Regions from separate parts of the Homo sapiens genome. Here region 1 is linked to region 2. Evidence: read pairs that join two places in POLR2A ChIA-PET (ENCODE). Cell type or tissue: PC-3. All regions are shown on one strand. Each heading gives the region's core, and the rest is flanking DNA. Links, peaks and the distances in the headings are about the cores only. Region 1 overlaps NFATC2 (nuclear factor of activated T cells 2). Region 2 holds the start of LOC124904930.

The links. ChIA-PET counts read pairs that join two places held together with the same protein. Peaks named below come from ENCODE experiments on the same cell type or tissue, not always from the same donor. Only the 100,000 strongest peaks of a DNase experiment are listed, where the experiment ranks them.
Region 1: POLR2A ChIA-PET joins it to region 2 with 5 read pairs; 2 of 35 experiments call an interaction of 5 or more read pairs at or near these places.

The regions. Positions count from the first base shown.
Region 1 is chr20:51,404,934-51,412,933 of GRCh38, forward strand. The region is part of intron 9 of NFATC2 (nuclear factor of activated T cells 2); the gene reads right to left. Among named protein-coding and RNA genes, the nearest start is that of MIR3194, 44 kb to the right of the region's middle. RefSeq lists an enhancer at 1-113. In PC-3, for the core only: no CTCF peak of the experiment used is centred there; no DNase peak of the experiment used is centred there.
Region 2 is chr20:51,347,319-51,364,247 of GRCh38, forward strand. It overlaps LOC124904930, which reads right to left and starts at 6,908. Exons shown (of 2, transcript XM_047440631.1): 1 at 6,806-6,908; 2 at 1-1,691. The coding sequence starts at 303. In PC-3, for the core only: a CTCF peak has its summit at 7,675 (motif pointing left); DNase peaks (open chromatin) are centred at 3,813, 4,233, 7,333, 7,793 and 1 weaker place; H3K4me3 peaks cover 1,001 bases; H3K27ac peaks cover 5,366 bases.

The DNA.
Region 1 (8,000 bases), core at 1-8,000, 54 kb after region 2:
TGGGGCTTACGAGAAAGATGCCACACCACGTGCCAAACTGTCCCCAGCTCTTGGGATGAGTAGACATGGTGATTCTGAGACTCTGGTTTCTAGTAAAAGGGGCTCACTGGGAGGAGAGCATGTCACTGGCAGATCAGTTTGTGGCCAGGAAGGCACCAAGCCCCAAGATGGCAAGAGGAGCCACCTGCTTCGAGTTGAGCTCCTGGAAGAGAAATGCATCAGACGCCAGCCAAGCAACACCAGACAGGACATGCCCCCCAAATTAGCTTCCAGGGACCGTAAGACATCCTCCTAGTCCTCCCCCAACCCACCCTCCACCACTAGACTTCAATGATGCCTTTCAAACCCCAGATCCACATGCAACGCGAGGCCAACAGAGCAGTACCAGAGGCTGCTCTTCGGGACTGGAGACACCACTCAGGAAGATGTGAGGCAGGCAAACACATTCACCTCGAGTTCCCAGGGAACTGTGGGTGTGCAGGCGCCATGACCTCACACGTGTCATCTCACCGTGCCTCACCAGCAGGTCTGTTTGCATGTGCCATGTTCGTAGAAGCTTGGCATCAGATAGGCAAGCTTTCATAGGCACTGCCTTTCAGCTGTGCATGGCTCCTGTGGCCCTGGTGTTTTGGGAGGGAGTAGCATGAATCAGATCACAGAACCCCGTATCTTGAAACCCGTGACATTTTAACACCAACCTCTCACTGGTTGGTAATACCCTCATTAAGGCACAGACCTCATCTCTCTCATCTACTGCTGTATCCCCAGCACCTAGGACAGAGCCCAGCACATAGTAGGTGCTCAGTAAAAATCTCAAGGAGGAATGATTGGGCGAAAGAATAACTACCACCTCCTAATTGATAGGACTTGCCCAGAATTTTTCCGATCAGGTCTGGCTTTCAACTGTCTCCCAGAGCACAGCAACCTCCGCCTCCCAGGTTCAAGCGATTCTCCTGCCTCAGCCTCCTGAGTAGTTGGGATTACAGGTGTCCGCCACCATGCCCGGCTAAACTTTGCATTTTTAGTAGAGACAGGATTTCACCATGTTGGCCAGGCTGGTCTCAAACTCCTGACCTCAGGTGATCCGCTGGCCTTGGCCTCCCAAAGTGCTGGGATGACAGGTGTGAGCCACCACACCCAGCCTACATATATATGTTGTTAATCCTCACGGTCATCCCATGAAGTAGGTATTGACTGCCCCCATTACACAGCTGAAGAAACCAAGTCTCCGAAAGAGTAACAAACCCAGGCTCTGCAGCTATTATGTGGCAGAGCAGTGTGGCTCAGGCTACTTGTAGATAGAAATTCGTTTTCACTTACCACCTGGCAACAAGAATACGCTTCTCTGAATGCAGCTCAGCACAAACACTGGTCCTTGGGAGACCCTAGCTTTTATCAGGGTTGGGCAGTAGAAATCACCCACATGGTACACAAAGAAAAATGGGGGTGACAGTGTTGGCATCGTTGTTAGCTTTGGGTAACCTGTGGCGGGGAGCAGATACTGAGATTTAAGAAGCAAAGAGCGGCTTGGCCCCCTCGGGACCACTATGCCAAGCCCGGTACACATCTAAAAGGTGAAATGGTGCTGGTGTATTACAAGAGTTAAAGCCAAGGCCTGGGCTGCGCAGAGGAATGACTGGAGGCGCCCCGGCTTGCTTCCATTGGCAATGTTCTCCAGCAGAAGGGGAAAACGTAGGCTCAATTCCCACAAACCCACCAGCAACCGGGGTTTCTAGACCTCACAGAGCCCAGGCCTTCCTGTGGTATCAGTCTGACTCTGGCTTGGGGCCTGGGGGCATCTGCAGCCCACGTAAGCCATCCTCTCTAGAGAGGGTGTGACATCTTAGCTCCATAGCGGCGCCTGTCTGAAAGGGAAATTCAGGTCACCTCCAAGGGTGACAGGAGTCAGTGGCTTCCACAGCAGAAGCCTGGGTGTTATGACCACTTGCTGGCCGCCTCGTCGGAATTCCATCTTGATTGACTCTCCCTAGCTGCCTGCCAGCACCCACCCACTGTCAGGACCCAGGGATCCCACTTGGCCTTTAAGACTGAAGATGATCTGCTTCTCTCCCTCACTCTCCCCTAGTCCACAGTCTTCCTTAGTATACGCTATTCACGTCAAGCCTGCTCACGCCCCAGGGCCTTTGCACCTGCTGTTCGCTCTACCTGGACTCCTGCTCTTGCCTTAGACACCTGCTGTTCTCTCTACTTGGACTGCTGCTCTTGCCTTAGACGTTTGGAGGGCTCTCTTGATAAGACCTCTTCTCAAATGCCACCTCCCCTGAGGTGCTCCCCTTACTGGAACGGCAAGCAGGCCTCCGTGCCACCCCATCATGCCCTGTCCCCCAGCCTGCTTTTCTCTTCCAACAGAACACTTGGCACCCCCAGTTTTATCATTTATATTTTCAAACTGCAAGCTGTAGGAGGGCCGGGACTTTGAGCCTCTTCACTGTGTTAGCCCCAGCAGTGAGCAATAAACGGCTGTTGGATGAATGAATGATTTAGCGAAAGAATGGACAAATAAATGAACCGACTATGGCTTCCGGGTATTGGCAACCCAGTGCTGACTTCATCTTGTGGACATCGGGTGCTGTAGTCCTCAGCTCTGTAGAGCAGATTCCAAGGAAACTGGGAATCACGCTTCATGGTCACAAAGGAGGAGACAGTGCCTCTGAGCTCTTGCTCATGCTGCACTCCTGCCTGGCACCCCATCTCCCCTGCTAACTAGTGAAATCCTGATCCCAAAGTTGCAGAGGCCCACAGCCCCTAGGGCACCCAGCCGCGTGCCTGGCATTTGGAAGGCTTATTCAACTGCTGAGCAGACGGGGTCAGGACGAGAACCGTGGAGTCTGGAACCCTAAGCCTTCACTTTCCACTCGGTCCAACTTAAAGAAGGAGAAATTGTTTCTTCGTTTGTGAATATCTCCATCCTGAGCTTATTTCATATGCCAACTGGGACATGGCTAGAAATTGCCCATGAAAAGACTGTAGCAGGAAGCAGGTTTTAAGAGCAGCAGATCCTCAGGAAACCTGAGCTGTTTAGAGACAGGAGGGCCAGCCTTCCAACCAAAGTCCTCTGTGGCCCAACCCTGGGCATCCATCCGCTCAGGCCACTGAGTGTCCAGGGGAGGGAGAGGTGGACCACAAGGCCAAAGCCAGTTTCTCAAGCATTTCCCACCCATGTGGCAGGGTCGGTGGCTGGGAAGGACAGTGAGCCTCGTGAGAAGTGGCTCTTTATTTCTAGTATGAAAGATAACTTTTAGCAGCCTTTGAAAAAACACCATAAAAATTCAATACTGGCCAGGTGTGGTGGCTCACGCCTGTAATCCCAGTACTTTGGGAGGCTGAGGCGGGCAGATCACTTGAGGTCAGGAGTTCGAGACCAGCCTGGCCAACATAGGGAAACCCCATCTCTACTAAAAATACAAAAATTAGCCGGGTGTGGTAGTGTGTGCCTGTAATCCCAGCTACTCGGGAGGCTAAGGCAGGAGAATCCCATGAACCCAGGAGGCGTAGGTTGCAGTGAGCCGAGATCGCGCCACTGCACTCCAGCCTGGGGGACTGAGCAAGACTCTTTTTAAAAAAAAAAAAAAAAAAAGCCAGAGCCCAGAAAGAGGCCCACACTTACATGGGAAAGATATTTACAACACCAACAGATTACATCTTCTGAATAGATGGTTGGTGATAACTAGTTATCCATACAAAAAAACAGTGAAATTAGAACCTTCCCTCATACTGGACATAAAAATCAACTCCAGGTGGATTACAGACCCAAGGGTACAAGGTAAGACTGCAAGAAGTTTGGAAGACACTATAGGAGAATCTCTTTGTGACATCAAGGTAGAGAAAGATTTTCTGACCCACTGCTTTAAACTGGTGGGAACCTCTGAATCAGTTGGAAAGCTTGTAAAAGCACAGACTGTGGGTCTCGCTGGCAGAGTTTCTAATTCAGCAGGACTGGGGTGGAGGTGGGAATTTGCATTTCTAACAAGCTCCTGAGTGACCTGACAACACATCATCCTAAACTACACCCAGAAAACTCACACCTTTCAGAAAAGAAATTTAACTACATGAAAATTTTCTGTTCACCGAAAGACATCATTTTACATGTACCAGCTAAGTGAAAAAATTTAACTGTCTGACAGTATCAAACTTTGTGAGGTTGTAGAGCAATGAATTACATATGTGTTGCTGATGGGAGTGTAAACTGGTATAACTGCTTCAGAAGACAATTTGGTATCGTCTACTAAAGTTGGAAGTGTGTGTACACCCTGTGACCATGCAACTCTGCTTGTCAGTATAACCCTACAGAAAGTCCTCTGTGTGCAAGCACCAGGAGACAGCGAAAGAACATTCCAGACAGCACTGCCTGTAACCAGAAAGAGGAAAAATCTGGAAACAATCAAATGCCCACCATCAGCAGAATGGAAAAATAGGCTTTACAATGGAATATTATGCAGCAGAGAAAAGGAAAGAATTACAGCTAAAGCAAAGACAATGAGTGAAATCTACAAAGAAAATGAAAAGGAAGTGGCAAACACAAAATTCAGGGTAGCAATTATGCTAAGGTGTGAATGAAGAGGATGTGTTTGAAATTGTATCCAGAATCACTGAGCATCATGGCTGTGAACCTCAGAGATGAGCCCACCAGACCCACCTGCCTCCTGACGGAGGAACACGCCACACCGATGGGACAGTCTTGCCAAAAGCATCGAAGCTGAATTGGATCAAGCCTCCAGATCTGACTGACAACTTACAGGAAATACCGAGGACAGAGCCACGTGTCAGACGACAGTATGCGACTGCAACCTGCAAAACCCAGACTACAGAAAATTCTACAGGACGAACTGGTTTCTTCAGTACAAAGATGGCAAAGAGAACAGATGAATGTGGGGTATGAGCAGACAAAAGAAACTGAAAAGACATTTCAAACAAGCACAATATCTGGTCCCTCCTTGAGTCCAGAGTCAAACAAACTTTAACAAAAAGAAATATGGCCGGGCACAGTGGCTCACGCCTGTAATCCCAGCACTTTGGGAAGCTGAGGTGGGCGGATCACGAGGTCAGGAGATGGAGACCATCCTGGCTAACACGGTGAAACCCCGTCTCTACTAAAAATACAAAAAATTAGCCAGGCGTGGTGGCGGGCGCCTGTAGTCCCACCTACCTGGCAGGCTGAGGCAGGAGAATGGCGTGAACTCGGGAGGCGGAGCTGGCAGTGAGCCGAGATCATGCCACTGCACTCCAGCCTGGGCGACAGAGCGAGACTCTGTCTCAAAAAAAAAAAAAAAAAAAGCGAAATATTAGGACATTTATGAGACAATTGAGAATTTGAACACTGAGTTTGATAATATTAAAGAATTCTTCATTTTTAGGTGTGATAACAATATCAGGGGAAAACTGTTTTTTTAAAGTCATCTTTTAGAAAAATGTAACTGAAAGATTTGCCAGAAAACATTTTCTACGCAGAAGAGCTCAGAGGAAATGACTATCCTATTGTTCTTTAAGCTTAGGGGGAGGGGTAAGTACACAGTATGTTTGTGTACTCACATATATTTTAAACATATTTATATGCATTTAATAAAAGCAATTTATTATTTAAAGGAAAGGAAGAGAGGGAGAGAAAGAGGGAGAGAAAGGGAGGGAGAGAGAAGAAAGAAGGTAATGAAGGAGGGAGGAAGAGAGGGAAGGAAGGCAGTGGGGAAGGGATTATTTGGAGAGAAGGAAGACAAAAGGAGACAGATCTCCTTTGCACCCACCATACAAGAGCTGGTATTTTTGCACATCCTGGCACATCTAGAGAGCATTCTAACACACTTAGGGCAGGAGAGTGTCACCTCTCAGAGAGGCCTTCCTTGATGACCCTGTCTAAAGTCTCTCCCCCAGCACCCTGTTTCTTTTCTTCATGGCATGTGTCACCAGCTGAAATCTATTTCTTTCTGGCATTTTTTTCTTCCTTACTAGACTGTATGAACCACAGAGCAGGAACCTCACTCCATTCACCCAGCACCTACCAATTTACCTGGCTGGAAGCAGGTGTTGATAGATGACAGTGGTGATGGTGATAATGATAGTGGTGGCAGTGGTGGTATTTGGTATCTACTGGGTATTTACTCTGTGCCAGGCCTTGTTCTAAGCAATCTACATGTACTAACCCACCCAATGTTCACAGTGACCCATGAGGTAAGTGTTATAATGATTACTCCCATTTTGCAGTTCAGTAAATCAAGGCTCAGTGAGGCAAAGGGCCTCGATCAGAGTTACGCAGGTAGCACGTGGCCGAGCAATGATTTGCATCCAGAAGTTCTGGTTCCAGGGCCTACCCTGGATTCCTGCCTTGCTGATAACATTTCATTTAATAGTAAAGACAGAAGCTTTTTTTCAGGCCTAAAGTGACCCTGAGTTAACCACTGAAGTTCAAGGAGGACCTGATTAAACCTAATTATTTCTCCTGCCCATACTAGCCCCAGTGTTCTTTATCCATGCACACACACATACACACACCCATACACACACACACAGTATAACTACACCTGGCCACACTACAAACCATAGTGCAAGGTCCTGAAGCAATGCAATTGTCTTTTTTTTTTTTTTTTTTTTTTTTTTTTTGAGACAGAGTCTTGCTCTTTCTCCCAGGCTCGTGTGCAGTAGCACAGTCTCAGCTCACTGCAACCTCTGCCTCCCAGGTTCATGCGATTCTCCTGCCCCAGCCTCCTGAGTAGCTGGGATTACAGGCGTGTGCCACCACGCACAGCTAGTTTTTGTATTTTTAGTAGAGACAAGGTTTCAACATGTTGGCCAGCCTGGTCTTGCACTCCTGACCTCAAGTGATCCACCTGCCTTGGCCTCCCAAAGTACCGAAATTCCAGGTGTGAGCCACCGCGCCTGGCCTGAAGCAATGCTCTTTGACTTGTTTTCTGCCTGGCACACAGTAGGCACTCTGCAGATGTGTTGAGTAGAACTGACCAAAGTGCAAGAAATTTGGGCCAGGATGCCAAACTTTCCAAAGCAGAGGTCCCAACCTCAGTGAGAAAACATCACTATTAAGAGCCCCATTAGGGTGAGCGAGCCCCTCTTTGAAATTCAAGGCCCCCATAGGAGGGAGCCCTAACCCCATTATCACACCCACCCAGCAGGAATTTACTTAACTGCTTTCCCTTCAGCTCCCCTTCCAGCCTTACAGAGGGGACCCTGAACAGCTAAGAACTCTGATAATAAGAAACCAAGGGCTATAAGATCTGGAGTTTGAATTTAGGGAATTCTTTCCAGGATAGGCCTGGCCAGAGCCTGTTTTGGTGTGAGCCCCCATGACTGGCACACTCTGGCATCACACAGCTGGGGGTGATTGGACTGGGGAAGGGGTCTGCGACCAAAAGGGGTGGCCCTCTTAGATGCAGCCAAGCCGTCTGCATTCTGAGTCACAAGGCCATCCTCAGAACCTTCTCCCTAATAGGAACAGAACAGGAAACTAGCATGCTGAGAGCTGCTGCCCCCTTCTCCACACGGGCCAGGGGGTGGGCAGGAGCAGGGAGTTCCAGTTCCTGGGCTGAGGCATGAATTTCTCAGAACCCTGGCAGCCTGGAAAACACAGAGCTGGTTTCTGTTTTCCACCCCCAGAAACAGCCTGTAACCACAGCAGGAGGGAGGCCCCGCTGGCCTGGTCGGGAGCACCCTGGCCAGGCCAGGATGCAAACACTGCTGCTGTTTAGAGAGGGAAACCCTGGCCGGCTCACATGCCCGATTCCTGGGCGTCCCCGGCCACCTCATACTCTCTGCCAGCTGGGTCCACGGGGATGCTATCTTCGGGAGGAGCAGGGAGTTGGAACGCAGCCCTCAGAACAGGGGTGCATGCCAGCTGGGCTAGACGTTTGGCATGCAAAGGGGGTGCAATCTCATGGGTCTCCCTGCAAAAGGAGTACTTCTGTGTCCAAAACAAGCTGGTGCCAAGCACAACAGAACAACAAGGAGCACAGGAGAAGGAGAAGGAGAAGCACAGG
Region 2 (16,929 bases), core at 3,731-11,730:
GGTGCAGATGCTGATGCTGGTAGTGATGCTGATGGTAGTGATGCTTGTGCAGATGTTGATGCAGATGTTGAAGCAGGTGTTGATGCAGGTGCTGAAAAATGTGTTGATGCAAGTGCAGATGCTGATGCTGGTAGTGATGCTGATGCTGGTAGTGATGCTGGTGCAGATGTTGATGCAGATGTTGAAGCGGGTGTTGATGCTGATGCAGGTGCTGAAGCAGGTATTGGTGCTGATACAGATGCTGAGGCAGGTGTTGATGATGCTGCTGGCTCTGAGCTCAAACAGCCAGAGCTCCTTAGGCATTTCTTTTCATCTCTGGGTGATTCCTCTTCATGATCTGTGCAGCATGGTGGTTTAAGGATGGCTGGGTTTGTGACATCACAGCTCAGGGATTCAAAGACATGTGTCCCAAAAGAAACCTGCAGAAGCTGTGCAGCCTCAGACATCATTCTGGCACTTCTGCCACATTCTATTAGCAGAGGCAGTCAAGAATTCATATAATGTGCTTCTGTCATAAAATATTACTCTTCTTTTTATTTTTTTCAACTACTTAAAAATGTAAAAACCATTTTTAGTTCATGGGTGGTACAAAAACCTGCAGTGGACCAGATTTGGCTCCTGGGTGGTCATTGGCTGACACCCAAATTAGATAAACAGCCTTAGGGCCCAGAACCCAGTCAGTGATGGAATTTGAGATGTAATGAGAGAATGGGGACTAGCAGACCATCCCAAAGGTCCCTGCCAAGTTGGAGAATACGAAGCTCTCTCCTTAGCCTGACCACTTCTCCCAAAGACAGAAGCCTCTGCCAGGATCAGGAATGGACAAATGTGGCCATTCTTCTATGGCCTCATGAGTAAGCCATGGCCCTGGGGGTGAGGATAACAGTTGGATTCAGAGGTCAGCATGTTGGAAGGTTCATGAGCTGATGAGAGCTGCCCCTTGATAGTTTTGCATCTTGGAGAAGCGGGTACCTATCATCTCACCTCCCCAAATTTGTGTCCTTTCCCATAAATAGTTGCTGTTGCTATTTTGGGAAGGCAAAATAGCATCATTGTGAAGAGTGTTGGTCTCAGATAATCTTGAGTTGAATCTTGCTAACTGTGTGAACTTGGGCAACTTACTTAACCTCTCTGTGCCTGATTTTCTTCATCTGCAGCATGGAGTTACTAATGACTACCTCTCAGGATTAAACTAAACCATGCATGGGAAGTGATCAGCCAGGGATTAGGGAGTAATCAAGAAATAAATATCAATTGTTTTGATGTTGTTAATATTAGGCTGAGTGGGGGCCAGGCACAGTGGCTCACGCCTGTTATCCCAGCACTTTGGGAGGCCGAAGTGGGCAGACTGCCTGAGCTCAGGAGTTCAAGACCACCCTGGGCAACATGACAAAGCCCTGTTGTCTCTACTAAAATACTGAAAATTAGCTGGGCATAGTGGTGGGCGCCTGTAGTCCCAGCTACTTGGGAGGCTGAGGGAGGAGAATTGCTTGAACCTGGGAGATGGAGGTTGCAGTGAGCCGATATCCCAGCACTGCGTTCCAGCCTTGGCAAGACTCTGTCTCTACCAAAAAAAAAAAAAATTAGGCTGAGTAAGGACTGCTGCCTTCATGGGGTGGTGGCTAGTCATGGTGGAAGACGATGGTATTTGTGGTTGCAATTTGAAACGCGCTATCCTTCAAGCTTTGAACCTGGTGAGATATAGACACAAAAAACAGTTGGTGAACAAAAAACCAGCCTCATCCTGATAAAGCAGCCTAGAAGAAAGGCATGTCCCTGCCCACTGCAAGCTATAGTCAGGAAATGGGGAGTGGCCCTTCAAGGCACAGGGAGATGCCAGAATTAGACACATGACCACACCGGACAGCAAGGGTACATGAGAAAAGCATTTAGTATAATAGTTACATGTTTTTATGGGTGCCTTCTTTATTTGAAAAATGGTGCTAATTTATTATTTTTATTTATTTATTTTTAGATGGAGTCTAGCTCTGTCACCCAGGCTGGAGTGCAGTGGCGTGATCTCAGCTCACTGTAAACTCCGCTTCCTAGGTTCAAGCAATTCTCCTGCCTCAGCCTCCCCAAGTAGCGCGGTGACTCATGCCTGTAATCCCAGCACTCTGGGAGGCTGAGGCAGGTGGATTAATTTATTACTGATGGTAATGATTTTTAAGTTTCCTTTAAAGGACGTTTATGTAAGTGAAAAGAAATAAGTCATAGTAAAGCTGATACCCGGATGTAGACTAAACTCTGAAGGCAGCCTGGATGACTTTCATTTGGCAAGCTCCGTAGGCAAGGCTGGGTCCCCAACACAGCCCTGTAGATCCTGTGGGGAGTACCACCAAATTTTTAAAGTGGATTTGTAAGGAGGAGAAACTGAGGCAGCAGTTGAAGTGGCTTTGCCAGGGCCACTCATTAAAGAGTCTCCGGCCAGCAGGGGATAGATGGAGAAAGAACTCATCAGAGGCCTGTAGACTGCGCTGGGGAGAGGGGATCGTGCGTCTTTGGGACCTGGCTGTCTCTGTCCCACCCCAGTGCCTTTGGGCTCTCCCTAGTTCCTTCCCTCTGCTGCCTTTCTGGGGCAGCCTTTAGGAGAACAGCTCTGACCTGTCCTTTGTATCTTAGCAGGAATGAGTTTGATTTGAGAAGCGGATTCCTTCTCCCCGGGAAAGGCACAAAGTTTTCTTTCCAAGTGCAGGTTGAAACTAACTCCTGGTGAAGAAGCTCACGGCACCATCCAGCATGTACGTGAGGAGTTTTGTGTTCGGAATGTTTTTAACCCTCTAAAATTATCCCACAAGCTCCCAGACAATCCAGCAATGCAACAGTGTCCCTCCCCCACAGCCCAGGATGAATGACAGTGTGGGGAAGTGCACGTTGGATTCTATGCCCTGCTCTGCCACTGGCTGGCTATGTGACCTAGGGCAAATGACTGGATATCTCTGAGCCTCCATTTCCTTGGTGCAAAAGTGCAGCAATAAAGCTAGCCTTTCAAGTGTGAGATGAAGCTGCCACAGCCAACACAAGGGCCCTTCCATGAATGTCAGGCTTCCTTGCAGCCTGTCCCCCCATAGCATCTCAACAGGCACCCTAGCACTCATCTTGAAAAATAAGGCAAGACTTCATCTCCCTACCCACCCTGGAAAATGATGGGAGATCAGTGCTGTGGAGGAATAGCTCAGGCCCCCAAGTAAAAAAAGAAAAAAAAAATTGGGTGGGGCCTAAGGAAATGGCCAGTTCCAGAGATGCGTGCATAAGATGTATATTACAGGAGTGCCGTCATCTCTTGGTATCCGAGGCAGATTGGTTCCAGGACTCCCATGGATACCAAATCTGAAGATGCTCAATTTCCTGATATAAAATTTACATATAACCTATGCACATCCTCCTGAATAGTTTAAATCATCTCTAGATTACTTATAATACCTAATATAATGTAAATGCTATGTACATAGTTATACTGTATTGTTTTTTATTTGTATTATTTTTTATTTCTGTTTTTTTTTTCTATTTTCAAATGTTAGTTGAAACCAACCAAATATTGGTTGGTTGAATCTGTGGTTGTAGAACCTGTGGATACGAAGGGCCAACTGTATTTACAATGGCAAACATTTAGAAGCAATCTAGATGTTAAATCTTATGGGATTTGCTAAGTAAGTCATAGCACTGCCTTAAAGTGGAGCTGGCTTTATGTTGATTGTACACTTGTGTTTACTGTGACTGTTGGTTGACTGGTCAGCATTCACTCCCTCTTCCTCCTTCCTCAGGACACTCAGTTTTCTTTGGATTTCTGCCCCTTTCTGAGGCAGCCATGAGACTCAAGAGAAGCTGACCCCATCCTTTGCTCTGAGGGTAGGCTCTAGCTAGTCTAAGCAACGAGTCAGCACACTTTTTTTTTTTCTTTTTGAGATGGGTGTCTCACTTTGTCGTCCAGGCTGGAGTGATGCAATCTCAGCTCACTGCAACTTCTGCCTCCTGAGTTCAAGTGATCCTTCCACCTCAGCCTCCTGAGGACCACAGGCATGAGCCACCACGCTGGGCTAATTTTTTGTATTTTTGGTATAGATGGGGTTTTTCCCTGTTGCCCAGGCTGGTCTCCAACTCCTGAGCTCAAGCAATCCACCCACCTCGGCCTCCCAAAGTGCTCAGATTACAGGCATGAGCCACCGCACCCAGCCAGCACGCTTCTTATATAAAAGGCCAGATAGTAAATATTTTAGGCTTTGCAGGCCATGCAGTATCTCTCACAATGAATCATCTGCTGTTGAGGCAGACAAGCAGCCATTGGTTATATACAAAAATGATTCCAATAAAACTTACAAAACCAGGCCATGGGCCACATTTGGCCAGCAGGCAGGAGTTTGCCCACTCCATTATAAGCCATTCATGATAGCCCAATCCCCCATCAATAATTGCTTCAGAAACTCAGTCTGAAGCCCACGGGCAGCAGGCACAGCCCTGGGGAGAGTTATTGGTCCCGCAGATGAAGAAGAATAACAGGGAGGCAATGATAGGTCAGAAAAGGCTCCTAGAGTTGGTGACATTTGAGCTGGGGCCTGCAGCTGAAGAGGCAGTTACAGGAAGAGCTTGTGGATGACGATCCCAGGCATGGGGAACTGCAGATACAAAGACGGAATCAGGAGCCAGATGCAGTGGCTCCCACCTATAATCCCAGCACTTTGGGAGAGAGGCTGGTGGATCACCTGAGGTCAGGAGTTTGAGACAAGCCTGGCCAACACGTTGAAGCCCCATCTCTACTAAAAATACAAAAATTACATGGGTGTGGTGGTGCACCCCTATAATTCCAGCTACTTGGGAGGCTGAGGCAGGAGAATTGCCTGAACCTGGGAGCTGGAGTTTGCAGTGAGCTGAGATCACGCCACTGCACTCCAGCCTGGGCGACAGAATGAGACTATGTCTCAAAAACAAAACAAAACAAAACAAAACAAAACCAGAGATGGAATCAGGAAAAGCCTGGTGCCTAGGGCGGGGTGAACAAGAGGTGGGGACGGAGGGTGGCATGGATGGGAGGGGGATCACCAGGGCCTGTTCCCCCAGTAAGGAGCGTTTGAAGAAGCCACTGGAGAATTCAATCAAGGATTTTGAGAAGTGATCTTGTGACAGAGGCCTCAAGAACCATCGCGAAAGTTACACAGCCGATGTTTTTCTTTTTTTCTTTACTTTTTTTTTTTTTTTTTTTGAGACAGAGTCTCACTCTGTAGTCTAGGCTGGAGTGCAGTGGCAGGATCTTGGCTCACCACAACCTCTGCCTCCCTGGTTCAAGCCATTCTCATGCCTCGGCCTCCTGAGTAGCTGGGATTACAGGCACCCACCACCACCACGCCTGGCTAATTTTTTGTATTTTTTTGTAGAGATGGGGTTTTGCCATATTGGCCAGGCTGGTTTCGAACTTCCGGGCTCAAGTGATTTACCTGCCTCGGCCTCCCAGAGTGCTGGGATTACAGGCATGAGCCACTGCACCCATCCGAGAGCCAATGTTAATGGTAGTCACGGCTCGGTGGTAACTGTCACTTTTATGCGTCCTAATTTTTCTATAATATACATACATTATTTGAGTAAGAAAAATAAACATGTTTGTAGCGGGATCAGATTTACGCGTGTGCAACTTGTGCGACTGCACAGGGCCTCGTGCTCAGAAGGACTTTGAACTTAGTTTCATACACTGCTTTTGCTATCCTAAAATTCTTAATGATTTTATCTTTGAACTTAGGTTTTATGAGTGGAGTCTGACAGGACAAGGGAGTGTGTGCCTGAGCAGAGAACACAGGCACAGGACACTGTTTTTTTGTGCGTTTTTTTGTTTTTGTTTTTGTTTTTAATTTTTCTTTTGAGACAGAGTCTCGCTCTGTCTCTAGGCTGGAGGGCAGTGGCTTGATCTCGGCTCACTGCAATCTCCGCCTCCCGGCTTCAAGCAATTCTCCTACCTCAGCCTCTCAAGTAGCTGGGACTACAGGCACACACCACCCCGCCCAGATAATTTTTGTATTTTTAGTAGAGACAGGGCTTCGCCATGTTGGGCAGGATGGTCTCGATCTCTTGACCTCGTGATTCGCCCACCTCAGCCTCCCAAAGTGCTGGGATTACAGGCATGAGCCATCAAGCCCAGCCCAGGACACTGTTTTCACTGTGCCCCACGATTTCAGAGTTCTGTGTGAGTTCAGTGAGACTTAGAGCAAATACAAGGTGAACGTCCCATGTGTGACTGAGTAGGAAGAGACGCTGGCAGCTCTGAAAGCCATGTTCTTTCTCAGAACCATTCACTTGCTGTCAAGGCAGAAAAAAACATGCATGGCCCAGGAACCTTTTCTTACATGTGGGACTTCCCTGTAGTGGTCAACCATTTATTGCTACACACGATGACTTTTCCAGAAGGGGAAAGACAGGGTGACCAGGGTTCCTTCTCCTTTCAACCCTTCTTTATTCATCAGTAAGCCAGAGGCAATGTAGGTATAAATGTGCATGTCTCAAGGAGTGAAATAGAAACAATTGAGAAAGTTTTGTGCAACGTTTCCACTACCCTGGTAAGAACAACATATATACCCATATGCAAGCTCCAAAACACGAATGTTAAAGTTTCAGTGATGCTGCCGATGGGCTCCATGCTCATAGGCTTCTATTTGAAATTGGGATTGCATAATATAAAAATTCATTTATATTTAATTTAATTTAAAATATTTAAATTTTTTTTTTTTTGCTTCAAACAATAATAAATAGCAAATTTTTAAAAGCACAAAAACACCATCTCAAGAGAGGGCCCACAGAAGAAAGCAAAAAGAAAAATGTTTACGTTAGTATCTTTAGTGACGCTTTTTGTCCTGCTTTGCAAACAGGGACCCTGCATTTTCCTTTCGCAGTGGGCCATGCAAGTTCCGGAGCGAGTCCTGTGTGCTCTACAGAAAGAAACGAGACACAATGAGCAGGGACACGGAGCTGTGCTTGGCGGGAGCGGGGGTGACTCTGAGCCCAGGCCCTGCCTCCCACACCCACATTTGCAGAGAGGAAGGAGCTGTGAGATTTGTTTGCACTCAGTTCAGTGAATCAAGTCGCCAGGCGGGCATCAGCAGTACCTTAGACTCTATCACAATATTTCCTTTGGCTCCCGTCTTCACCTTAAAGGTGAAGTTGACGGGGGTTTGCATGGAGCTGCTCTGAGCTCACTCCCTTGGGTCACTCTGGAGGCGTGCAAGCACGAAGAAAGCTCATTTTTCTGCTCTCAAAAACAATCATGCCCTTTCCTTCTCTCATTTATTTTTTTTATTTTGAGTCCAATTTAGAAAGGGCTGGGGGCCGTGACTCAGTCCTTCCTCATGCTCCTTAAAGAGGCCGAGTTCAGGAGCATGGAGCTCAGCTAATCTCCAGGGGTGACATTTATGAGCCACAGGGGTGGAACGCATGGCTGGTTTTCCTGTTGGAACATTCGGGAGCTGTGGCGTGGGGCACCCTGTACCAGGTAGCCCTGGGGTGATCCACCACCCCCCTGCAGGGACAGCCCCAAAGACTCCTCAGCTGTGGAGCTGGAGGTGCAGGGTAGGGAGCTAGGGCAAGGGGTAGCCGGTGGCCTTTCCAGGGCCTGGGTGAGGGCCGGTGCTAACAGAACCTTCCAGCACCTTCTAGTGCCCACGCCTGAGGACAAGGTGGGAGGACCACACCCTGGAGGGCAGCCCGGTGCCTGGTAGCCCTCAGTGATCAGGAAGGAAATGAGAGAGGTAACCTTGCCACCTCCCTAGACCCGTAGTAGGATGATGTCACCCTCTGGTGACAGATGGAGTGGGGCTTGTGGAATTTACTGTCTTTAGTGTGATCATTCAGCAAATGAGCAGGATGTGTTGGGGGAGGAGCTTGGCTTTGGCACCACTTGGATATGAGTTTAAACACCAGCTCTGCCAGTGACCGTGGGTGACACATAGTGCCTCCCAGAGCCTCAGTTTTCTCTCTGTAAAATGGACATAAATACTCTGAACAAGCAAATAGTTAGAAGGCGCACACTAGCAACCAGCATGGGAGCTGTGATGGAGGTGGTGATGTTGATGGTGACCCACCTGGGGCCAGACATGTGCTTAGCATTGGAGATGCAAAAAGAAAGAAGCCTGGTCTGTGTCCTCTTGTTACTCAGGTCTCATCTTCAAATGTCCCCTCCCCAGAGGGGCTTCCTGGGTGGAACGATCTCGATGAGCCACTGTCTCACCTTACATGTTCCCTTCATAGCCTGCATGGTCTCCATGTGCCCAGTCGTCTTTTTGCCCAGTAGGCCCTCCATGGGGTTAGAAGCTAGGTTCAATTCATTCATCTCTGCATCCCCACTGTCTGGCAGAGTTCCTAGCACAGAGTAGGCATTTGATCAATATTAAATGTCATTTATTGGTTTACTGATTAGGAGCCATAAAAAGGTCATGGTCCCTGTCCTGGAGGGTTCGCTGTTTTGTGTTCACATCACAGCCTTGTCTGGGGAGCTGCATGTCAGGGAGCTGCATATCAGGAAGCTGACACTGACATCCGATTGAGGAAGCCCTCTTCGAAATTAAGGGTCCATCCCAGCCTTTCCCATCAGTGGAAATGTACCGTGTGCTTCCCTCAGCCAAACTTAAGTAGGAAGTAAAATGCATGTGAAATATAAAGCCACAGAGAGCAAATCTTGCACCGGAGTAGATCATGAGCTCTGAGACCCCATGGGGGTGCAAGTGCTGGGGCTGCCACCAGCCAGCTGGGTGATGTTGAGCAAGTTCCTTTAGCCTCTCAGGATCTCAGTTTCCTCATCTGTAAAGTGGGAATGATGGTAGCTCACCTACCTCATGGGCTTGTAGTAAGGATCAAGTGAGATGGCTTGCAGGGGTGAGCACTGTGTTGGATCCAGCCGGTGTTCAATGGTGGGGAGTGATTGGGGGTGATTCCACTTCCGTTGCCTTGGTGAGAGCCTTGGTCATGTAGCTGCCATCCCTGCTTGCAAATCCCACCTTCATCACTTACTCCACAGCTGGTGTTGGGCATGATACCTCACCAGCTAAACCTCAAGCCTCAGTTTCCCCACCTGTAAAATGGGGATGACACTGGAACTTTCTGCAAGGTTTGTTGTGAGAATTAAAGGAGATGTTGAGCCTTATCTCTGGCCCCTCCCCACCCCTAGTCCTGAGGGCATCCCTAGTCTCAGCCTTAGAAGGGAAGGGGTGGGAAGCGGGACAGGGACCTTCAGGCAAGGGATGGAATCCCCTTCTGACTTACCTTCCTGGTTGCAAGTGAAGACCTCTGTAAGTCCTCTGCTAACATGGTTGAGTCACCTTGGGCACACAGCCTGCGACTGGGTTTGGTTTTGTGGGGTTTTTTTTGGTTTTGAGGTTTTTTTTGAGACAGGGTCTCACTCTCTTGCTCTGTCACGCAGGCTGGTGTGTAGTGGCGTGATCATGGCTCACTGCAACCTCCACCTCCCGAGCTCAAGCAAACCTCCAGCCTCAGCCTCCTGAGTAGCTGGGACTACAGGCATGTGCCGCCATGCCTGGCTAATTTTTTTTTATTTTTTTAAATACAGATGAGATCTTGCTATGTTGCCCAGGCTGGTCTTGAACTCCTGAGCTAAAGTGATCCTTCTGCCTCAGCCTCCCAAAGTACTGGGATTACAGGCATGAGCCATCATGCCCGGCCTGCAACTGGGCTTGTATTAGAGAATCACAGCTGCCCTGGCCGTCCACAACAGTGAGTGAGGCTCTTGTTCCCCCATCAGCCAGTGGCATCCCTCCCAGAGCCTGAGCAGCCAGGGAGGAAAACTCCCCATCCAGCTGCCTGGCTTTTCTCGGCAGGGGCAAGGGTGAAAGGTGGGGTGATGGGGACACTGCCTGAGCTCCAAGGGGAGGGTGGCATATTAAAGGGACAGTTGGGATGTCAAAACCCTCCATGGCTCCTCACTGGCTTGGAGAAATACCCAGAAAAATGCCACATGGTCACAAGCCCAGCAGGATCCTGCTCTGTGGCCTGCCTGACCTCATCCCCTCCTGCTCTCTGCCTCCCTCAGCAAACCTCAAGCAAACCTGACATATTCGCACCTGGGTCTTGGTGCTTACTGGTACCTCTGCCCAGAATAGTTATCCTAGGTGTGCACATGGCTCCTTCCTTTCTCTCGTTCAGGGTCTGCTCACTGAGACCCCACTTCACTAACCCCTGCTCTTTCCCTAAAGTGCTTTATCCTTCTTCGCACCCATCATGACCTAACTTATATTTATTTGTGTCTCCCTCTAGAAAGTCGGCTCCAGCAGATAAGGGATTTTTGTCTCTCTTGTATGCTGTTGTCTCCCCTGCTCCTAGAATGTTACCTGGCACATAAATATTTACTGAATGGATGGATGGATGGATGGATAGATAGATGATAGATAGATAGATAGATAGATAGATAGATAGATAGACAGATAGATAGATAGATAATGGGTGGGTGGATAGATGGGTGGATGAACTGGTGGATAAATGGGTGGATGGATGGATGGATGGATGGATGAATAGGTGGGTGGGTGGATGAATAGACAGGTGGGTGAATGAGTGATGAGTGGCTGGGTGGGTGGGTAGATGGGTGGATGGATGGATGAATGGATGGGTGGATGGATGGATGGGTTGATGAGTAGATGGATGGGTGGATGGTGGATGGGTTGATGGGTGGATGAATGGGTGGATGGATGGATGGATGGATGAATGGATGGGTGGATGGATGGATGGGTTGATGAGTAGATGGATGGGTGGATGGTGGATGGGTTGATGGGTGGATGAATGGGTGGATGGATGGATGGATGGGTTGATGGGTGGATGGGTAGGTAGATGGATGAATAGGTAGGCAGATGGATGGGTGGGTGGATGGATGGGTAGATGGGTAGATGGGTGGACAGGTGGAATGGTGGATGGATGGGTGGGTGGGTAGGTGGATGGATGAATAGGTAGGTGGATGGATGGGTGGGTGGGTAGGTGGATGGATGAATAGGTAGGTGGATGGATGGGTGGGTAGATGGATGGGTGGACGGGTGGACAGGTGGACTGGTGGGTGAGTGGATGAATGGGTGAGTGGATGGATAAATAGATGGATGACATGTGATGGGGTGACTAAACAAGTTGAGACCCACTGATAGCAGTTGACATTTGAAAGGAGAATTTCAGCTGGCTCTATGCTCTTTGGAGCAGCTGTGTAACACTGCATGCTGATTACTTGGCCCTAAGAACCTCAGTTTCTTCATCTGTGAAATGGGAATAATGAGCTTGGTAGAGTAGTATGACCATGTGATAGCATTCATTGACTTCTCGGCATAGTTAGTGCCTGGACCTCAGTGACACTCAGGAAATGTTTGTTGCTATGATTTTACTTCTGGAGTGTGTCTAGAAAGGAAGATGCGGAGGAAAGGGCCATGGCAGTTCACATTCAGCTTCTTGGGAAATACAGGAGCCCAACCTGCCAAATATGTAGAATGAGCGCAGAGATGAAAAGACAGGCTTTGGAGTCAGGCCTGGGGCAGAACCAACTCTTCCACTTTCTAGCTGTGGTTTGGGGCATGTCGCAGGACTCTGCTAAACCTCTGTTTCCTCATGTGTGGCTGGGGATGATACAGAACTTCCTGCATATGGCCGATTCCAGGATTAAACGAGGAAACTCCATGTGGGCCTGGCACATAGAGGCACTCAGCACTTAGCATCCTCCGTGTGCACCAGGGTCTCAACACACACCTCAAATCTCCTGCTTTTTAAATGTCAGTGTGTCAGAGACCACTCTGTCTCCCCCAGATTGATTAGCTCCTTCTTCCTTGGCAATGGTACCTTTGGGTTTGAGCTGGGCTGCTGCCACCCTGAATAAGCTACATCTCCAGCAGCTACATGTGGCCAAGTGATCAGCTTGGGCCAATAAGCTGTGAGCAGATGTGGGCAACAGCCAGGCTGGGCCCTGAGAAGGAGGGTCACACCCTCCCCTCCGCTCTTCCTGCCAGTTGAATCCAGACCTGGCTGACCTGATGGTGAGGCACACTGTGGACCTTCTGGTAGGGAACATTCTGGAAGGAAGAAGAGCAACAAGAGGAAGGGAGCCTGGGTCCCTGCCCACAGAGCCACATATCCACCTGCTTATCCTGAAACTGCTCTGGGGGAGAACTACAAACATCTCTTTGCTGTTATTTGGGGTCTCCAGGTCAGCAGCTGAAACTGTACCCTACATACCTGTGGCAACTACTTCAAGTTGTGAAATAATTGTGCAGAATAACACCTTGTAAACACATCCATGGGCTGGGCATGACTTGTGGAACCACTTGTTTGCAATCTCTGCTTAGATTCAGAAACCTGACCCGGGAGGAGAGAGCAGGAAATAAACCTGTTTTGTTAGGAGAGCATCACTCTATAACAGTGATAATAATGAAAAGGGGCTGGGCGCAGTGGCTCCCCACACTCTGGGTGGCTGAGGCGGGCAGATTGCTTGAGCTCAGGAGTTAGAGACCAGCCTGGCCAACATGGCAAAACCCCACCTCTACTAAAATACAAAAAATTAGCTGGGGATGGTGGCGGGCACCTGTAATCCCAGCTACTTGGGAGGCTGAGACACAAGAATCGCTTGAACCCAGGAGGCAGAGCTTGCAGTGAGCCGAGATTACACCACTGCACTCCAGCCTGGGTGAGAGAGTGAGACTCTGTCTCAAAAATTTAAAAATAAAAAATAATAATGAAAAGGCTCAGTAATCTATGGTGAGCTGACTCTATCAAGACTATGCCCTTCCCTTTCCCTGCACTATCTGGTTGAATCCTCAAACCATCCTACACGAGAGGTCCTTTCAGAGGTACAAGTGTTTAAGACATTAAGTGCAGACCAAGACAGGCTCCACCCAGGACCAGCAGGTGGTCACAGGAACCTCTGACATGAGATATTCCAATCCCTTCACCCAAGTTATAGATGAGGCTGGGGCCAGAAGAGAGAAGGACAGGTCCTGCCCCTGGACAGCCAGCCAGGTAGTAGCAGCCTGGGGTCTTGGGAGAGGCATCACTGCAGGTAGAGAAGCAGAAAGAACAAATTTGCAAGGGAGCAGGGGATTCCCTGGCTCGTGGGGTGGGGGTCAGAACTTGCTCCAACTCCTTTTAAAGTGGCCTCTAGAAAGCAGATGCCCAAAGGGTCCCCGGCGTGTGATGAGACGGGATGGGGCGCCTTGCAGAGTTGGCTGCGATGCCCGCCCCAGAGGTGTCCTGAGCTTGGCCGCTCTCAGGAATCGCCCTCTCTCCCTCACCCTGCCGTCAGCAGCCCTGACTCAGGCTTCTGTCATCACAGGAAAGCTGTTTTCCCAAAGCAAGGAGGTCTGTGGTGTGCTTATGGGCAGCCACAAATGAGGGGTCACTGAGCTGCCAAACTGCAATAGAGCAAAGGCTATTTTTAACCAAGAGAGGGAGAGTTAGGGGGTTAGAAGGATATCCTGACAAGTCAGAAAAAATAAGGCATCACTTCCCGGGTTGACTCAGAGGGCCAGGCTTGCATCTCTCAGTCTCCTCTTGAACCCTGTACATTTTTTGCAGAAGAGTAATATGTAGGAACATCTCCTGGCTCTGCCACTTACTCGCTGTGTGACCTTGGATGATTTATGTAACCTCTCTGAGCCTCAACTTTCTCATCTGTAAAATGGAAATAATAGGAGTAATGCCCTGGCAGGACTGTAAGGACTGAGATCATAGCAGTCAAGCCCCCAGCGTGAATGGAACGCTCTGTTGATGAGCACGTCTTTAACCAGTGTCTGAGCTTCCTACTGCTGCTGTAATGAATCACCTCAAAATGAATGGCCTAAAACAATGCTGGTTCAGGATCTTACAGCTGTAGAGGTCAGAAGTCCTAGAGTCAAGTTGTGGCAGGCCTGATCCTCCTGGAGGCTCCAGGGCACAATCTGTTTCCTGCTTTTCTAGCTTCCAGAGGCTGGCCACGTTTCTTGGATCCTAGCCCCTTCCTCCATCTACCAAGCCAGCCAGCAGCGCATCATCTTCTAATCTCTCTCTCTCTCTGTCTCTCTCTGTCTCTCTCTTTCACACACACACATACACACACAAACACACACACTAGTCTCTCTGTCTCTCTCTCTTCCACACAGACACACACACACCTCTGTCTCTCTGTCTCTTCCACACACACACTAATCTCTCTGTCTCTCTCCTACACACACACACACACACTTCTGCTTCCATGATCACATCTCCTGTCTCCTTCTCTGACACTGATACTCCTGTCTCCCTCTTCTAAGAACCCTTGTGATTCCATTGAACCCACCCAGATAATCCAGGATAATCTCCCCCTCTCAGAATCCATCACTTAGCCACATCTGCAAAGTCCTTTTGTCCTTTTGTCATATAGAGAACCATATTCACAAGCTCTGGGGATCTGAATATGGACAACTTTGGGAGCCATTATACCAGTTTTCCACTGGTGTTGTGGAAGATGGAATAATGATTTTTAAAAATGGGCTGGATGGGTGCAGTGGCTCATGCCTGTAATCCCAGCACTTTGGGAGGCCAAGGTGGGCAGATCACTTGAGGTCAGGAGTTCAAGACCAGCCTGGCCAACATGGTGAAACCCCATCTCTACTAAACATACAAAAATTAGCCAGAAGTAATGGTGCATGCCTGTAATCCCAGCTACTTGGGAGGCTGAGGCAGGAGAATCACTTGAACCCGGGAGGTGGAGGTTGCAATGAGCTGAGATTGCACCACTGCCCTCCAGCCTGGGTGACAGAGTGAGACTCTGTCTCAAAAAAAAAAAGGCCTTAGAAGACATCTTAGGGTGTCTGTTTGGGTCTTCTTTGTTTTAAGATATATGCAACAAAGGCCCAAATAACAGTGGCTAAAACAAGATTCAATCTCAATCTCGATCTCTCTCAATCTCTCTCTCTCTTTCAAGACTGGGCTGAGGTGGCTGCTCTGCTCCACACAGTCTGTAGGCCTGAGGAGGTGTCCATCACGTAGGTTCCTACCCCCTCTACTCTGATGCTCCACCATCCGCAGGGTGTTCAGAGCACGTCCTCCACCTCTGCAGCCTGGCCAAGGGAAAGGTGACAGGCATAGCACACTCCCTTCCCTCTACAGTCACACCCAAGTGACCTTCACTTCTGCCACCACCACATTGGCCAGAACTTGGTCACATGAGCACACCCAGAGGCCAGGGAGGCTGGGAAATGTGGCTATTCCAGGTGGCCACATGCCCAGAAGCAATGGGAGTTCTGCTACTGAAAGGGAGGGAGAGAATTTGTGTTGGGGACAAATAGCAATCTCTGCCACAGGGCTGCTAGAGAGAAAACCAAGTTCTCCACCATAGACATGGGGCTAATGGGGGAGAATAAGCAGCTCCTCCCAAGGATGGATATTCCAGGGTAAAAATGCCCATCACACATATAGTTGGTGGCTTACCCAAGATCTATCTTTCTTCTTCCTTTCTAAGAGAAACCCTAGCTTGTTCAAGGTCACAGAATGCTTGGCCAAAAAGCTCCATCTCCCAGTCTCCTATGACATCATGAGATATAAGAAGTCTGCTGGGGGTTTAGCCATTGAATTCCTGGTGTGTGCCTTCACCCCACCCCATTTGCTTCCTCTCCCCACCAGAAGCTCAGGAGTGAGACCACAGGGGCAGCAGCCATCTTTCAAGCCCTACCAGGGGGCAACTAGGAAGAGCTCAAGTGCTTAATGATATCTCTGAGCCACTCTACCACTGGTGATTGTCTACCCTTAGACGTCTTTCTACCCAAGAAAAAGTAACCTCTTGTTTGTTTAATCCCATTTGCTTTGACAATTTGGTGTCTCCCTGGCCTGCCTATATGCTCTCTGCCCTTGTTCCCTATAGCAGCAGTCCCCAGTATTTTTGGCACTAGGGACTGGTTTCATGGAAGACAGCGTGTCAATGAACCAGGGTGGAACAGGGATAGTTTCAGGATGAAACTGTTCCACCTCATATCATCAGGCATTAGATTCTCATAAGGAGCACACAGCCTAGATCCCTCAAATGCACAGTTCACAATAGGGTTTGCTCTCCTATGAGACTCTAATGCAGCTGCTGATCTGACAGGAGGCAGAGCTCAGGTGGTAATGCTTGCTCACCTGCCACTCACCTCCTGCTGTGCGGCCTGGTTCCTAACAGGCCACAGACCAGTACCAGTCCATGGCCCAGGGGTTGGGGACCACTGTCCTGTAGGGAACCTTGCTGGGCAGTGTTCATGTCCATGTATACACAGCCCATGGTGTGTCTTGCCATTTCAGGGAGAGTCCCACTGGGGAACAAGACCATATAGGGTTGTCCAGGAAGCCCATGTCACTTACAGAAACTAACCAACTTGGTCCTTTATTTGTAAATGTGAAACCACATTCAGGGCATCGAAAGACATCTGCAGAAAACAAATGTCACAAAAAGGGAAGAATCAAAGTAAATAAACTGAATACTTCATACTGGAATGATATGAGATATTTCCAGGGAAAGATTTTTTTTAAGTTTTCATTCTAGTTTGTGTCTTGAGGAATATTTGAGAGACTGTCACATCAACAAAACTAGAGTAGATTATTGTGAAAACTGAGCAGTTGGAGAACAAGAAATGTTCTTGACAATGAAAAATATAATTACATTTGAAAATTTCAGTGAATGAAAAATGAAATAGACATGGCTGATGATAAAGTTAGTAATATGGAAGACAGAATTGAAGAAATCTCCTAGAATGTAGGATGACTAGACAAAACTAGAAATTAGAAAAGTTGAGATAGAAGAGGATAAATCTAGGAGGTCCAGCCTCTGTAAATGAGCATTTCAAAAGAAGAGAAGAGAAAGATTGGAGGAGGAAGAAACAGTAAAAGGAAGGACAACATTTTATTGCACATCTTGACTTGAGTCTTCAGTTTACATAGTTCCATCTGGTGCCAATTGCAATGCATACTTGCAAACATCAGAGAGAATTTTGAAAC